2 separate regions of the Homo sapiens genome follow, and region 2 is linked to region 1. The links are chromatin loops, found by intact Hi-C in ENCODE. Cell type or tissue: B cell. All regions are shown on one strand.

Region 1 (8,000 bases):
TGGGGAACAGAGCTAGACCCGTTAAAAAAAAAAAAAAGTAATTGAAGAGAGAGAGAGGTGGAGGTCTTTCTAAGTACGATGCAACCCAGAAGTAGTACGTAGTAAAAGAAAAGCCTGGTAAAATTGACCAGTTAGAAATAGAAGTTTTCACGGCCAATAAACAAAAACAAAAACAAAGTAGCATAAGATAAATCAAAGGACGTGACAAACTGAGGAAAAGTTTTGACATTCATATCTAAGAAAAAGGACTGTTCTATTATATAAAGAGTTTCTATACATAGTAGAAAATTAGACAATACAAATAAATAGATAATTCACAGAAAATGAAAGACAAATGTCTCTTTAACCTGAGAAGATGCTCTCGAACTCACTCTTCATAAGAAAAATACGACTTAAAATGTTTTTTCATCTACTAGATTGATGAGTTCCATTTCTGACCAAAATAGAGTAAGTCCACTGCTGCCCATGTCTGCTACTGATTGATCACTACTAAAACCTCTAGATAAAATGTAAAGAACAACTACCCAAGGACTCTGAAAAGTAAATAATAGCAGGTGGATCATGATGGCAGGGAACTCAAAGCCTGAAGAAAGACAGATAGAGTAGTAGTGAGAGTCTTGTTTTTATTTTTTTCTCCTTTACCTCTTGGCTTTGATCTGAGGACAGATGAATAGGGAATTGTCAACCAGACACTATCAGCAAAATGTCCGAGAGAAGCCGGACCATGTAGCCACAGGACCAGGAAAAAAGTCTGCTGCAAGCTAGAGAAAGTGGTGGAAACTGCTGATTCCTTTTTTTCTCTCCCTCCGTTTCCCTGAAGCCATTCCCTGTCTGGGAGCTGCCCTGCAGTGGTATGGTGACACAGTCACCTGAGAGAAAACCTGTCCTTCTGGACAGAGGAGTTGGGAAAAGGGACTCTTGGAAGCCAGAGAGAACATGGAGGAAATACCCAAAGAGAGACAAGTGGAGAAAGGAATCCCTAATTCTGTGTAATTGTTTGACATGCAGTCATAGGTAATTGATACAGTAGTTCTCCTTAGCCACAGTTTCTCTTTCCATGGTTTCAATTACCTTCAGTCAACTGAGGTCAGAAAACATTGCATGGAAAATTCCAGAAATAAACATTGCATAAGTTTTAAATTGTGTGCCATTCTGAGTATCGTGATGAAATCTCCGCCTGTCCTACTCCATCCCTCCTGCGATGTGAATCATCTCTTTGTCTGGTGTGTCCATACTGTAGGTCCTTGTATTAGTCCATTCTCATATTGCTATAAAGAAATAACTGAGACTGGGTAATTTATAAAGCAAAGAGGTTTAATTGGCTCTGGTTTTTCAGGCTGTACAGGAAGCATGATGCTGGCATCTGCTTGGCTTCTGGGAAGGCCTCAGGAAACTTAAAATCATGGCAGACAGCAAAGGGGGAGCAGGCATATCACATGGCGAGAGCAGGAGCAACAGAGAGAGAGCAAGATGCCACACACTTTTAAACAGCCAGATCTTGTGAAAAGTCTCTCACTATTTCGAGGACAGCACCAAGGGGATGGTGCTAAACCATTCATGAGAAATCTACCCCCATGATCCAATCACCTTGCACCAGGCCCCACCCCCAATACTGGAGATTACAATTCAGCATGAGATTTAAGTGAGGACACAGATCCAAACTATATCAATGCTACATACCTTTTGGTCACTTAGCAGCCATCTAGGCTATCAGGTCGAAAAAACATAATATATACAGGGTTCAGTACTATCTGTGGTTTCAGGCATCCAGTGGGGGTATTGAAATGTGGCTAAGGGGGACTACTATATAGGGATCTATGTCATTAACTCAGGTTTGCCATTTATGCTGTCCAACAATTTGCTATACTTAACAGAAAGTTTTAATTTGTTAATTGTGGAGATGAAATAAGATTATACAAGAGAAAATGACTTTTATATTTCCATTCATTTTTCTTCCTAATTCCTCCAGCCACATAAATATAAGAAAATGAAATTATATGGAGGATGGCCGTGCGTTCTAGGATGAGAAGATAAGAAGAGTACAATTTAAAAACAAAAGTCTAAGGAGTAATTCATGTCTAAACTTATTGAAGTTCATAAATAATTTGTCCTGATTTTCAGAAGAAAGAGAGAACTTCTGAACATAACCACACAGGACCTACAAAAAGATAGCTGCACAAAAACTGGTTAATAATGTTGTGAGCTGCCATGATAGCATCGGAGGACTAGAAAGAATGACAAACTGCTCCTACCAAGTAACGAGTCTTCTGCTCCTTTCTTTTAGTTTCCCTGCCTCCTGCCTGGAACCTGGAAGACCCAGAGAAGGGTGGGGAGTAAAGAACAGACCAGCCTTCTCCGCACTGCAGTTTGTTGAGGCATTGATCTGGCCAAAGCTGGATGTATGGAGGCAGAAAGTGTTCATTCATTTTTTAAATTTTTCATTTCAGAATTATTGCTTGTCTGCTATGGACCTAACACTGTTCTAAACATTGGGGCTGGTAATCCTCCATTATCTGTGGGAGATACATTCCAAGATCCACAGTGGATGCTTGAAACTGAGGATAGTATAAAACTCTATGTATACTATGTTTTTTCCTACACATACATACATACTATGATAAAGTTTCATTTATAAATTAGGTACAGTAAGGGATTAACAACAATGAATAATAATAAAATAGAACAATTATAAAAATAGACTGTAATAAAAGGTGAATATGGTCTCTCTCTCTCTCTCCAAATATCTTATTGTTCTGGCCTCACCTATTTTCAGACTGTGGTAGACCCTGGGTAACTAAAAACACTTAAAGCCGGCAGGGCGCGGTGGCTCACGCCTGTAATCCCAGCACTTTGGGAAACCGAGGCAGGCGGATCACCTGAGGTCAGGAGTTCTAGACCAGCCTGGCCAACATAGTGAAACCCTGTCTCTACAAAAAATACAAAAATTAGCTGGGCATGATGGTGCGCGCCTGTAATCCCAGCTACTCAGGAGGCTGAGGCAGGAGAATCGCTTGAACCCGGGAGGCGGAGGTTGCAGTGAGCCGAGACTGCGCCACTGCACTCCAGCCTGGGTGACATTGCGAGGCTCTATCTCAAAACAACAACAACAAAAAGTCAAAAAGTGTGGTGGACAGAAGAAATAGGAGAGCAGGTAAGGAAATGGTGGGGTGAGGAGCAGATGAGAACAGGTATTAAGTAGGATGGTCAGAAAGGGCCTCAGGGAGAAAGTGAGAGCCCAGCAAACACTGAGGGAGGTGAGGAAGTGAGCCAAGCAGCCAACCGAGGGAAGAGCTTTCTGGGCAGAAGGAATGGCTGGGGCAGACTCTGAGCCTGGAGGTGGAAAGGTGTCTGGCGATTTCTAGGAGGAGCAAGGGTTTTGGGATTTGGCTGTGGTTGGATGTTAGGTTTTAATTATAAAAGGATCTGCGTTTTTCACAACTTGAAAGTGAGCTACAGTTAAAATGAGACTTGTTCTTATACCTGAAAGTGACCAGAAAATTAGGTTCTGGTCTTTAAGAGATGGAAGAGGGAAATGTGAAGGGGCGTATTCCTTTCCCCTGCCCCGACCGCTCGCGGTTGGAGAGCCCAGCCACATGCCGCCCCGGCTCGGAGTGACAGCCCAACCAGGCCTCTGCCTTCTCGGCCGCGCCTCTCCCGCTGCCGTCCGGATTTCGATGGGTGGTACAGTACGTTAGGCACGCCCCTCCCTTTCTCCCGGCCTGGTCTCCTGTTCCAGGCGACAGCCCAATGAGGGCTGCCTTTTTTTCTTCGGACCGGTTCCAGTCTAGGTTCTCGTCCACTACGATCGCCCAGTGAGGCCCCGCCCCTCCCACCGCAGTTCCGCCCCTCCCGGAGCTACCGCCCAGTGAGGCCCCGCCTCTCCCGCCGCGGCCCCGCCCCCCTGCGTGTGACCGCATCTAGGCCCCGCCGCGTCCGCCACGCCCAGCGCTCGGCGGCGCCCGCCCCACTGGCCTGGCCCGCCCCCCGCACCGAGCACTCTTTCGCCCGGCCTCCGGTTCTCGCCGGCTCTCGGACCCGCCTCCGAAGACGTGGAGCGCTGCGGCGGCTGGTGAGTCGGGGAGGGCACCTCGGACCCCCCAGCTGTCCGCAGCAGAGCCCGGCCCCTTGCAGCCACAGAGCCCCGGCCGCTGCAGGCTCCAGGAGCTCCGCCTGGTCGCCGCCCTGCGTTCCCGGGCCGCCTCCCGGTGCCAGCACCCCTGGGGATGGGAAGTGGGACCAGGATGGGCGCGGGGGCTGTGGGGGCAGGGACGAGTGAAGGTGTTGCGGGGAGCGGCGGTCGCAGGGGAGGGGAGAGGTTTGTGGAGGGGATTATGGGTCTGGGGCGAGGGTTTGAGTCCTGAGAGAAAGGCGGTGAGGCGGAAATTTGGGGCTGGTGAAGTCAGGATGGAGGATGTTGGGGGCCTCAGCGCTTTGGGGAAGGAGGCAGTGAGTGGGGTGGTCGGCGGAGCGGAGTGAAGGGTGGTTTTTAGAAGGGTCAGCTCGCGGGTCCCGGGGTTCTTGCTTCCCGGGCAGTCCGGGGATCAGGGCGGACTAGGCTGTCTCCAAGCAGGTTTGGCCGGAGCGGGCTTGCAGGATAATGCTCACATCGAGGTGACTGAGTTTCCAGGCTTTTGACTGGGACATACTGTACAGTTTAAATAATAGATACCTGTCTGGCTAGTGCCTGGGACACCTGAGAAACGTGGATGGAATGGGGTTCTCCCCTATAGGCAGCGTCTGATTTTGTGGGTGCCTTCACAGCACCAGCATTGGTGTGCGCTGCCTTCTGTAAAACCTTATATTCCAGCAGGACGGTGTATGGAGATCCCAGACTTAAAAAGTGCAGCTGAGGTTTATTCAGACTCAAGACACAGTTGTATCATATTGCCTTAAATCCTGCGGAGTTTAAATCTAATCCTGTGGGGTTTAAAGCGGTTAAATCCACTTTGTAGTGTCTACTTTTAATTTAAAGTCATACAAATCTAGAGGACTAGATGTTTTCTAAGGGCCCATTCTGCATGATAAACAGTTTAAAATTCGCTATGGAAAGTAAATCATCTGTTCTGAACAGCTGTTGCTGAAAGAATCGTAGAGTTGCAGATGAATGAAATTTGAAAGATCTAAAATAATGGAAGGGCATAGAAAAGTCTTGATAAATTGAAGTGTGTAAATGCACTTAAACCCACTGAAACTTTTTTCTTTTTGTTTTTTTTGAGACGGAGTCTTGCTCTGTCGCTCAGGCTGGAGTGCAGTGGCACAATGTCTGCTCACTGCAACCTCCGCCTCTCGGGTTCAAGCGATTCTCCCGAGTAGCTGGGATTATAGGCGCCTGCCACCATGCCCGGCTAATTTTTGTGTTTTTAGTAGAGATGGGGTTCCACCATGTTGGCCAGGCTGGTCTTGAACTCCTGACCTCAGGTAATCCTCCCACCTCGGCCTCCCAAAGTGCTGGGATTACAGACGTGAGCCACTGTGCTGGCCAACTTTTTTCATTGTAGACAACTTGGAAGACAGAGAAAATTATAAGGATGAAAATTAAAATCTGTAGTTTTGCCACATGTAATAACATTTTGATGCATTTCTTCCTAATTTTTGTATTTTTGTGTATATGAATGTACACAAAATTAGGGTAGTATTGTTACCTAATTGGGGTAATATTGTTATATTACTTCATACTTTTGCTTTTTCTTTCCACCTTACATTTTCTCACTTAGCATTTTTGTGGATCAAATTCTTCTTAAACATCTTTGAAAATGCTTGTATAATCATTCATCATGTGGATTCATTCTTTTTTTAAATATTAGAGTTTTAGTTATGTGCCTAGTACTGTGCTTGGAGGTGAAAAATCAGTGTTCCTCAAATGGATATATTTGTCATGGCTTGCATGAGAGCTGTACTAAGCCTTTTTCTCATCTGTCAGTTAAATTGTCTCTAGCCTTCTGTTTTTATAAGCAGTAAACCTTTGTTTTAATGGTTAAAAGCTCACAATAAATCTCATGTCATGTGTGAATCCAAAACTGTTATTTTTAATGTGTATGAGTTTTTGTGTGTATGTGTTAGGAAATTACGGAATTTTGGGTGGAAGAGGATTTTTTTTTTTTTTTTTTTTGGACAAGGTCTCACTCTGTTGCCCAAACTGCAGTGCGTGCAGTGGTGCAGTCACAGCTCACTGCAGCCTTGACCTCTGGGGTCAGGTGATCCTCCCATCTCAGCCTCCTGGGTAGCTGGGACTACAGGCGAGAGCTTCACCGTATCCAGCTAATTTTTTTTTTCTTTTTTTTTGTATTTATTGTAGAGACAGGGTTTCGCCATGTTGCCCAGGCTGGTCTTGAACTCCTGAGCTCAATAGATCCACCCCCCATGGACTCCCAAAGTGCTGGGATTACAAGCCTCAGCTACTGTGCCCAGCCCCTGGAAGAGGCTCTTTTTAAAAAGTTTCTTGTTTTGAAATAATTTTAGATTTACAAAAAGTTGCAAAAATAGTACAAATTTCCTTATGCCCTTCACCTAGCTTCCCCAGATGTGAACATCTTAGATGACGATGGTGCAATTGTTGAAACCAGAAAATTGACATTGATACAATTCTATTAGTGTAATCTACAGACCTTATTCAAATTTCACTAATTGTCCCACTAATATTTAGGATCCAGTCTGAGATCCTACACTGTATTTAGTCGTCATATGTCCTTAGCCTCTTTTAACCTGAGCATCCTCCTAAACAGGATGACCTGGTGCAGACCTGTAAAGTGAAGCAGGCCTGCTAGAAAGCACACACCTCCCCTGAATTCATATCCAAAACCTATCCCTTAGAAGGGGATATTTATCTTCCTTTTCTATATGAATAGACTACTGTTTGATTAAGATGTATAACCATAGCTGGGCACGGTGGCTCACGCCTGTAATCCCAGCACTTTGGGAGGCCGAGGCAGGCGGATCACGAGGTCAGGAGATCAAGACCATCTTGGCTAACACGGTGAAACCCCGTCTCCACTAAAAATACAAAAAAAAATTAGCCGAGCATGGTGGCGGATGCCTGTAGTTCCAGCTACTCGGGAGGCTGAGGCAGGAGAATGGCGTGAACCCGGGAGGCGGAGCTTGCAGTGAGCAGAGATTGCTCCACTGCACTCCAGCCTGGGCGACAGAGCGAGACTCTGCCTCAAAGAAAAAAAAAAAGACGTATAACTAATAAGGTGCCTTTTAATTACTTTTATATGCCATTTCTAAATCTTCTGGGAGTTACAGACTAGAAAGCATGATCTGAGTAATCCATGCTTATTATCTCTTTTATTAGTCTATGAATTGGCAGTGGGAATCTTTCAAAAACAGAGTGCCAGATGCTGACTCCAGTCCCTGGGTCTTTTGGAGGAAAGAGTAATGGCCTTTACTCTTTACCAAGTGTGATCAACTTGTCCCAGTTTTAAAGGTCTGTGTCTTGGGAACTTCTTCAGCCCAGGGCCACCTCACAGCCTCTAGAGCATTTCTACTGAGATGCCACAGTATATTTCTGACATTATTCTAGCCAAAACAAGCAAACTCTTGGCAGTATCTGGGGTAATGAGAGTAGATGGAGGCATGAGTGAGAGGAGGAAATATTCTTGTTTTCCTCACTGGTGCTTCCATGGCTAGACTCAGTTGAGTGATTGTGTGCAGAGGTTAGTGCAGCATCTAATCCGGCCTGGGCTGTTGTGGCAGGACTGTCTTCAGTATCCTGTGTCTCACCTCTCCTGTACCTTCCTGTGGAATCTTAAGGGCATGGAGTTCCCTCAGGGAGTGGTCCTCACCAGCTTCCCTAAGTTATCTGTGTTACTGAGAAACTGTTATAGTAAGGATGGGTGTATGCGGGGCTGATTCTCCATTCTCACGTCTGTCTACATCTGTGTAACTCCCCAAGGCAGCTGCCCTAGGTACAAGGAGGGAGGCTCCCACAATTGCTCTCACCATTAACTGCCTGCCTGTAGGTAAGTAGTGTCTCTGCATCTCGGGTCCTCTGGAGTTGGCCT
Region 2 (8,000 bases), 720 kb before region 1:
GGTGGAAAGACACAGACAAAATGCTAGAAATATTCAATAAGACTTTTCTAAAAGGTGAAATCTAATTTAGAACCTAATAATGATGTTTAAGCACTGTGGATGTGGAATCCCACATCTGACTTTGTGTATGTGTTTTCAGGGGTACATCACTTATGAAAGTAGGGGCTATCTTTTTCATAGAACTTTTGTGAAGCTTAAGTAGAATATGCATAAGGGATTTAGCCACATTTAGTAAATAAAAAATTCATTACAGTTGCAACTATTATTATGTCAGAGTGTATTAAAAAATGGCATAATTTTTTTCCATCTAATGTCAGATAACATATTGCTCAAACATGCAGTTCAATACAACATTTTATTCAAAAACAAATTTTGAAAAACTTTGTTGAAAAACTCAGAATTATCACAATAAGGAGTCAATGTCTGAAGGTCTTAAACACAAGGTAGTAGGCAATTTTGCCAAGGCTACATACAATTCAAAAAGTACAGATGAATAATTTCACAAATTTTTCTCTAGAAAAATACTTTTAATTCATCAGAATTAAAAAATAGCTAGTTGTTTACTTTTACCATTTGAAGACAAAGGTGGCACTTGCTAACCAATAAAAACACAAGTTTTGATGGAAGTAGCATTTCTCTCTTCAAAATAAAAACCTAAAGTGAATATAATAAAGTTATATTGTGCTGTGGGAATTGTCTTTTTATGAATTAATACTGACTTTTTAAAGACAGTGTTCTGGGTCATGGAGAAACAATGAGAGAGCAATAGGGGAGAAATGAGAGGGAATGTGACTTTTCCTTTTTCCAATAATTCTCCTCTCTCCCACAATGGCAGCCAATTCATATTTCTAGAGGAAAATGCCTATATATATAAAAATATATTCAGTTAATAATTCTGCTATCCATTCAACAAAATTATTGCTCTAAGATGATCACTTCCTATACAAATCATTGGAAAAAATTAAAAATATATTTTCTCGTTCTGTTTAAGAATAAGAATGAAAAACCGAGTACTATGAGTCTTTTGAGTATTTCCTGTAAGCTCTTCAAGAATGGGCTCTGACGACTAAGTGACAGATGAGGATCCAGTTTTGGAAAAGAAGAAAGGGACAGGGTAGGAAGGAGAGAAAGAAATAACTCTTAGGGCAGTGGTTTTCAAAGCAGCAACAGCATCCGTGAGAAATGCAAATTATCAGGTCCCATCCGAGTCCTGCAGAATCAGAATCTGGGTGGGATGGAGGAATCTGTTTTAACACACTGTCAGGGATTCTGATGCACACTCAGGTTTGAGAACCACTGTATTAGGGAATCCTGATTCTATCACCAAAGAGGATTCTGGGGCATCTGTTAATGTTTAAGCTTTAATTCTTTAAAAATAATTATTTAATACAAACTTGGATCTTTAGCTACCCAATTTATGCTAAAAATCAAAGGAGGATTTCAAGTTTTTGCTTGAATTAGTTCTTTGTTTCCTGTATGGTTTATGTACTTTTCAGATTAAAAAAACCAAAATTCTAAGTAGAGACAATGTCCAGCAGGTTGGCAGGCATGGCTGCCTGCCGCTTCACAACGCCCAGATCTTGGGTTAGTCTTCAACCTTGTAAGAACAGAACCCAATTTTATCACTTCAAGACAGAAATACGTGGGCCTTGGGGAAGCTAAATTAGAAGGCCTGATAACTGGAATGTCAATCTGTAAATTTACTTTGAGATTATAACTGCTAAGACAACTAGAAGATTCAGATCTAATGTTCTTCCTCTTTCAGGACTAGCTACACAGAAAATCAAATTACTATCAGCTGACTGAAGACACATTGCTTCAGAGTAGAGTTGGGTGCTCTCATTCAGACACTAGCTCCAAAAGTCTGGGACATCCACATCAACCGCAGGCTTCTCGTCTTCAGATAAATTCTTACATAGGTGGTTCCTGTCCATACTGCACTTAGCCCACTATACTTCCACTTGGAAAATGCTATAAAATAACTGAAGAGGTTGCACTGTCTTATCACACTTGGGAGGCATACCGAGTCTTTAACTCACCCATTCATCACCACTTATGGGCCAGGTCCTGCGTAAAGCATTGGGACTAGAAAATTATTAAGACAATTCTAATACTCAAAAGACTTTTAGAGGGAGGGGGGAGTGTAAAAACAGACACAAGCAGATAAGTATAAAACAACGCAGTAAATGCAATAATACAAACATGCACAGAATATGAGAAACTCCCAGACGCAACACTTGGAATGGGGCGGGGAGAGCTCAGGAAGGTCTTCTCTAAGGAAATGGTGCCTTTCCTGGAAGAGGGCAGAGGACCGGGAAGGATAAAATTTATTTACAAACCATTGTAAATGACTACTTTAATCTACTTAACAGTGATATTAGTTTCTGTTTCATAAAGTGAAAATTTCTAATTTTACCTAAAATCTGTTCTAAGTGAGGCATTAAATCTGTGCAGTTTCAAACCAAATTTGGTGGAAAGATACCTAAATCAGTGAAAAATCCAAATTATGGAAGAGTACACGAAAAACGGTTTTGTTTTGCTTACTTTCAACTAACACCGAGTGTGTGCCAAATAGAGCTCTCAGGATTGAGCTTTGACCATTTGGCACAACTTTTATTTGAAAGTAATTTATTTTAACAAAATTAATATCATGCCACTCTCATTTGAACTGTGACTTCCCTTAGTGACTATCTTGTACGGTTTCTGAAAGCAGTTTGTTATATCAAGGAGGGACAAAAGCGGTAATTTTCATGGCTTTTCAGTTGAATATGAACTTCTTAGAGTAGGGGAAAAAGGCAAAGAAAAAGAGCAAAAGCAGGAAATGCTATTAGATACATTAGCCTAGATTCTGTAGCTTCCTTTTCTAAATCTCGCTATATGAGATTTAGTACGTAACAATTTCCCGTAAATCAAAGACCTCGGAAAAATATAAGTCGGAAACAATAAAACCTAAATCGTCTTTGCGTTCTCATTTCACAGCGAGTTAAAATGTAGATGCGATGCGGATACTGCGTCCCCTGGCACTGCCTCAATTCAAAAGTTAGCACTTTGCGCTAAGGTGGCTCTGAGCACTCCCCTCCGACCCCGCTTCCCCCCTAGAGGAGCATGAATGCACCACCGGAGCCCCTCCCCTCTTGCTCCTTACAGTTCTGGCAAGGGTCCGACGCGAGGGCTTTGTCCGACTAGTTCCACCTCCCACCCAGTACACCAGAAGGGAGGACAGTCGCTCCGCCCGCAGGGCTGTTCGGACGCGCATGCGCACTGGGGCGTCAGCTGGCCAACCAGCGCGCGACGCACGGCCAGGCGCTCCCACCTGCCCTCGCCCCGGTGGGCGACAGGCTTTGACGGGCTCCTAGCCGCAGTGCCCTCTGAGCCCCCAACCCTGAATTCTCAGCTGGGCCCTCCCGGCTCCACCTGCCCCCAACACCCTCCCCGCTCCGGCGGCGGCAGGGCGCTCGAGGCAAGCCCGGGCAGGGGGACGAGCTGCAGGTGACGCCCTGGTTGGCTGGAGCGTGCCAGGCCTTCCCCCTACGGCGCCTGCGCACAGCCAGGGCGTGGATTCAACCTTCCGCGGTGCCCTGCCTCTAGCTGACGTCAGCACCCTGGTAACTGCTGCACCTTCGCCGCGCGCTTTGAGCCCCCGCCCCTCCGCCTTCTTACCGGCCGCCCTGAGGGGTCTCGGCGCGCTCGGCTGAGAGCTTTAGGAGGCGCGAGCGAGCACTCCGACTAGGCCGGAGGGACTCGGAAAATGATGGTCCGGCAGGTGGTGGGTCCTGACCCAAGGGCCTGCAAGGAACGGAGAAGGGCAACCGAGCACGCGCTGGATCTTGGGGAAGAAGGGGAAAGGGACTGCTGGAGGAGGCGCGCATGCGCCGTGCGGTCCTTCGCCCCGGGCGCCCTGGCAGGGGGCGAGGCTCTGCGGAACTCCCGGAGCTGGCGCCAGGGAACAAGTCTCAGTGGAGAGCCTCGAATTTTAAAAGTCTCATTTAAGTATTTCTTTTGGTTTTCCTTGTATAAATATAGCTAACTTTTAAACATTTCTTTTCCGGCTTGTGTTGTTTGCTTTGGACCCTTCAGCACCTATTTTTAAACGTTAAGCATTCCCCAGTCAGCATGAAAGTTTTACTGTTAGTTTTATTTTGTTCCTATAATTTTGATTCCCCCCAGAAACTGCCACAGATGAAATCAAGCCAATAGAATTGAAAGCAAAGATCACCTGGTGGCCATGAAGCCGACCATCCTTAGGCAGAAACTCCTTACCTGAGGAATTTAGAGGTAACTAGACTTCCCTGTTACCTAAAGCCAGCATCTGGTACCAGACTTCTTCCCTCCAAATTTAAAAGTAACTAGAATTTCTATGCATCTCCGTAATGCACGCATGTCAAAACTCATTGTGCACCCCTTGCCATCTGCTCCATGCCCCAATCAACCCCTGTCCCCTACCATCCAGATACTTTATTACCCTCACATACTTGCACAGGAGTTACATATGCCACTAGTACAAAGTCCTCAGAAAATCCCCCAAGTGTTATGCCTCTCCACAAGGTGGCAAACGGAGATTTGGGAACAATTTGAGTTCATGTCCCTTTTCCATTGTCTGAACTTTGGCAAATTCAATCCAAGTTGGGTTCATTTAGCCAGGATCCCTCTAAGTTCATTCAAGAATTTCGGGCTTTATTGCCTTTGATTTAACCTGGCAAGACACATTTGTGGTATTAACTATTTGCTGTTCCCACGAAGAAAAAATCACGGTCTTTAGCTCGAGTTTGGGCAGACGAAACTCATGTTGGCAATCCTAATAATAGAGCCAGGGCAGAAGCTGTCCCCAACACAGAACCCAATTGGCAATACCACGCTGCCAATGCCAGCCCAAACAGAGACAGGGGAAGAGAAGATTATAACATGTTTGTTGGAAGGAATGAAATAAAACCTGTTAATTTTTCTAAATTATGAGAGATCACTCAGGACCAAGGACCCTTCCCTTTTCCAAGCTAGACTAATGGAGGCCATGCATAAATATACAGATTTAGATCCTGAAAGCCCTGAGGGCCAATCCCTTCTGGCCATACATTTTATAAGTCAGGCTTCCCCAGACATCAGACAAAAACTCCAAAAATTAGAGCAAGGCCCACAAACTCCCTTTTGTACTTTATTAAAAGCAGCCTTTAAGGACACTGAAGTTGAGAATGTCCCAAACCTCCAGGTTGCAAGCCATCCCTGGGACCCTGTCCTCACTGCAAATTGGAAGAATGAGTGTCCCTCCCTCATGAAGGGGGGGCCACCTCTTCCTTCTAGGCTATGACAGCCACAGTCTCACCAACCTACCTGACAAGGGGATCCTGCAGAACGAGGGTGAGGGTGAGGGCGAGAGCAAGGGCAAACACCTCTAATTCTATTCCTGGATTATGATCAAGCCTCTGAAATGTCAGTCATCCATCCTCTAGATGGGGCCTTGAAGCCATCCACGGCCCTGTCTTTTCCATCTCTGTGGATGATCCCAGGGCAAATCTGATTGTGGCTGAACAACAGATAATGTTACTCATAGATACACGGGACAGTTATTCAGCTTTATAAACATTTACTATGGCCCAATGTGCCAGTCCTCCATTTTCCTCATGGATATTGATGGAAAACCCCAATGAGGCTGTTTCACACAGCCATTCCCTTGTAAAATGAAAGGCTATTCCTTTACTCCTTTTTAGCCCTGTTCTATTAGGTTGTGATTTACAAAATTACAAGCTAATTTACAGCTAAGGCCCCACCTTCTAGCTGTATTAACACTTCACCAAAAGAGCCCCTGCAGCTTCTCCCAGATAGCAATCTACTTCAGTATGTGGATGACTTACTAATCTGTAGTCCTAACCAGGCTGTTCCAGACCAAAATACAGTATTAGTATTCAACAAACTTGCTAATTGTGGGTACAAAGTATCTCCTTCTAAAGCACAAATATCCACACAAAGGGTTCAATTTTGGGGTCTTATTTTAATTCCCAGTGAAAAAGCCTTTGTAGTGCTTGTACAGATCTTAAACGTGACAATTGTGGTAACTAAACAACAGCTTCAGTCATTTTTGGGTAAGGCTGGGTTTTGCAGAATATGGATTCCTTCCTTTGAGTTAATAGCAAAACCTTTATATGAAGCCCTCAAGGGAACTCAGGAACAGTCTCTATACTGGACTAATGAGATGAAGCATGCTCTAAACACTTTAAAATAGGCTTTAATCTCAGCCCTGACCTCAGCCCTACCAGATCTGACTAAGCCTTTTTCTATGTACATGAACAAAAGGGAATAGCTTTGGGAGTCTTAGCCCAAGATTGAGGGGCCCTCTAAGTGCCCTATAGCATTTTTTTTTCTTTGAGATGGAGTCTCACTCTATTGTTCAGGCTGGAGTGCAATGGCATGACCTTGGATCACTGCAACCTCTGCTTCCCAAGCTCAAGTGATTCTCCTGCCTCAGCCTCCCAAGTATCTGGGATTATAGGTGTGCACCACCGCGCCCAGCTAATTTTTGCATTTTTAGTAGAGTCAGGGTTTCACCATGTTGGCCAGGCTGGTCTCAAACTCCTGACCTCGTGATCTGACTGCCTCAGCCTCCCAAAGTGCTGGCATTACAGGTGTGAGCCACTGTGCCTGGCCCCTATAGCATATTTAAAAAAAAACTTTAGACCTAGTATGCCAGGGATGGCTTAAGAGCCTTAGCAGCGGTGGCCCTTAGTGCAAGAAGCCTCAAAAATGTATTACCTGCCCCTCCTGAACTCTTATGGTTTTGTGGCACTGCTATTAATTATTTAAATCCTTTTCAAGCTTTGGCCCTATCCCACCTTGATAATTCTCTTCGTTATGATGATTGTACCCTGGGTACAATAGCTCCTGCCCAAATCACTGTCTTAAACATAACTTCCAATCTAGAATCCCATTCTAGATGAAAAAGGGCCCTAGGACTTATTGTTGGAGTTGTGGGAATCATCACAACTCTCACCCCTTGGGGAGGTTGTACTTATCATGAAATCACACTATGTGAACATGCTGCCTCCCTCACAATCGCAAAAACTAGCACAAGTCTATCAGCACTAGAAAAGTCTGTAGCCTCACTAGCAGGAATGGTTGTTGATATCAGAAGGGCTCCAGATTACCTCCTAGCTGAATAAGGAGGAGTCTGTGCTGTCATTAACAAAATGTGTTGCACCTACATTAATGTGTCTGGAGAAGTGGAAGCTGATGTCCAAGAAATTTTCAAACAAACCAAATGGCTACACACACCTTCTCAAAGTAACCCAAAGTGGGCCAAAATCCTTACTAATTGGTTCCCAAAAATCACCTGGTTTCTCCCATTCCTTGGACCTTTATTCCTCATTATTCTTCCTCTAATATTTGGTCCCTGCCTCTTTAATGCTCTCATTAAGTTTCTATCTTCCAGATTACAATGATTCCACCTACAGATGATTATGTAATCCCAATACCAGCCTGCAACAGCAACTTCCACATATATGGGGCCTCTTGATGGAATCCGGTGTCTCCTGTCCCCAGTAAGTTTTTCATAACCCTTCATGACACAGAGCAAGAAAGGGAAAAATGTGACTTATCCCCTCAATGCTCCCTTTCAGCAAGAAGTAGCCAGACAGACCTGACACCCCTCTTCACTGTGCCGTTTCCCCTTTCTTGAAACCATAATAGGCAGAAGGTACAGAGGAGCATGGGGGATTCGAAAGGGTCAAATATTTGACCAAGATATCTGTCAGGGGGAAAATGAGGAGAGCAAAGATCACCTGGTGGCCATCAAGCAGACTATCTGCAGGCAAAACTCCTTACCTGAGGAATTTAGAAGTGATTAGACTTCCCCATTATAAAAACCTGGCATCTGGTACCAGGCTTCTTTCCCCCAAATTTGGAAGTAACTAGAATTTCTATACATCTCCAAATACATGCATGTCAAAACTCACTGTGCAACCCTTGCTAACATCAAGGCACCAAAATGTCTACAAATATAATCATTTATCATT

Evidence for each region. Hi-C counts contacts between places; a loop is a spot of excess contacts. Peaks named below come from ENCODE experiments on the same cell type or tissue, not always from the same donor. Only the 100,000 strongest peaks of a DNase experiment are listed, where the experiment ranks them.
Region 2: it touches region 1 in a loop (30-fold over the local background); 10 of 110 quality-filtered maps call a loop at or near these places.

Annotation. Positions count from the first base shown.
Region 1 is chr3:43,617,978-43,625,977 of GRCh38, reverse strand. It overlaps ANO10 (anoctamin 10), which reads left to right and starts at 3,967. Exons shown (of 13, transcript NM_018075.5): 1 at 3,967-4,069. RefSeq lists enhancers at 2,393-3,045, 3,046-3,698 and a silencer at 3,754-4,253. In B cell, no CTCF peak of the experiment used is centred here; a DNase peak (open chromatin) is centred at 3,817; H3K4me3 peaks cover 1,572 bases; H3K27ac peaks cover 428 bases.
Region 2 is chr3:44,333,980-44,341,979 of GRCh38, reverse strand. It overlaps TCAIM (T cell activation inhibitor, mitochondrial), which reads right to left and starts at 3,214. Exons shown (of 11, transcript NM_173826.4): 1 at 3,146-3,214. LOC105377055 (a long non-coding RNA gene) reads left to right here and starts at 3,862. Exons shown (of 4, transcript XR_940782.4): 1 at 3,862-4,275; 2 at 7,418-7,526. It also overlaps a transcript of TOPAZ1 not described here. RefSeq lists a silencer at 3,164-3,553 and enhancers at 3,694-3,863, 3,548-4,201. In B cell, no CTCF peak of the experiment used is centred here; a DNase peak (open chromatin) is centred at 3,579; H3K4me3 peaks cover 2,236 bases; H3K27ac peaks cover 2,872 bases.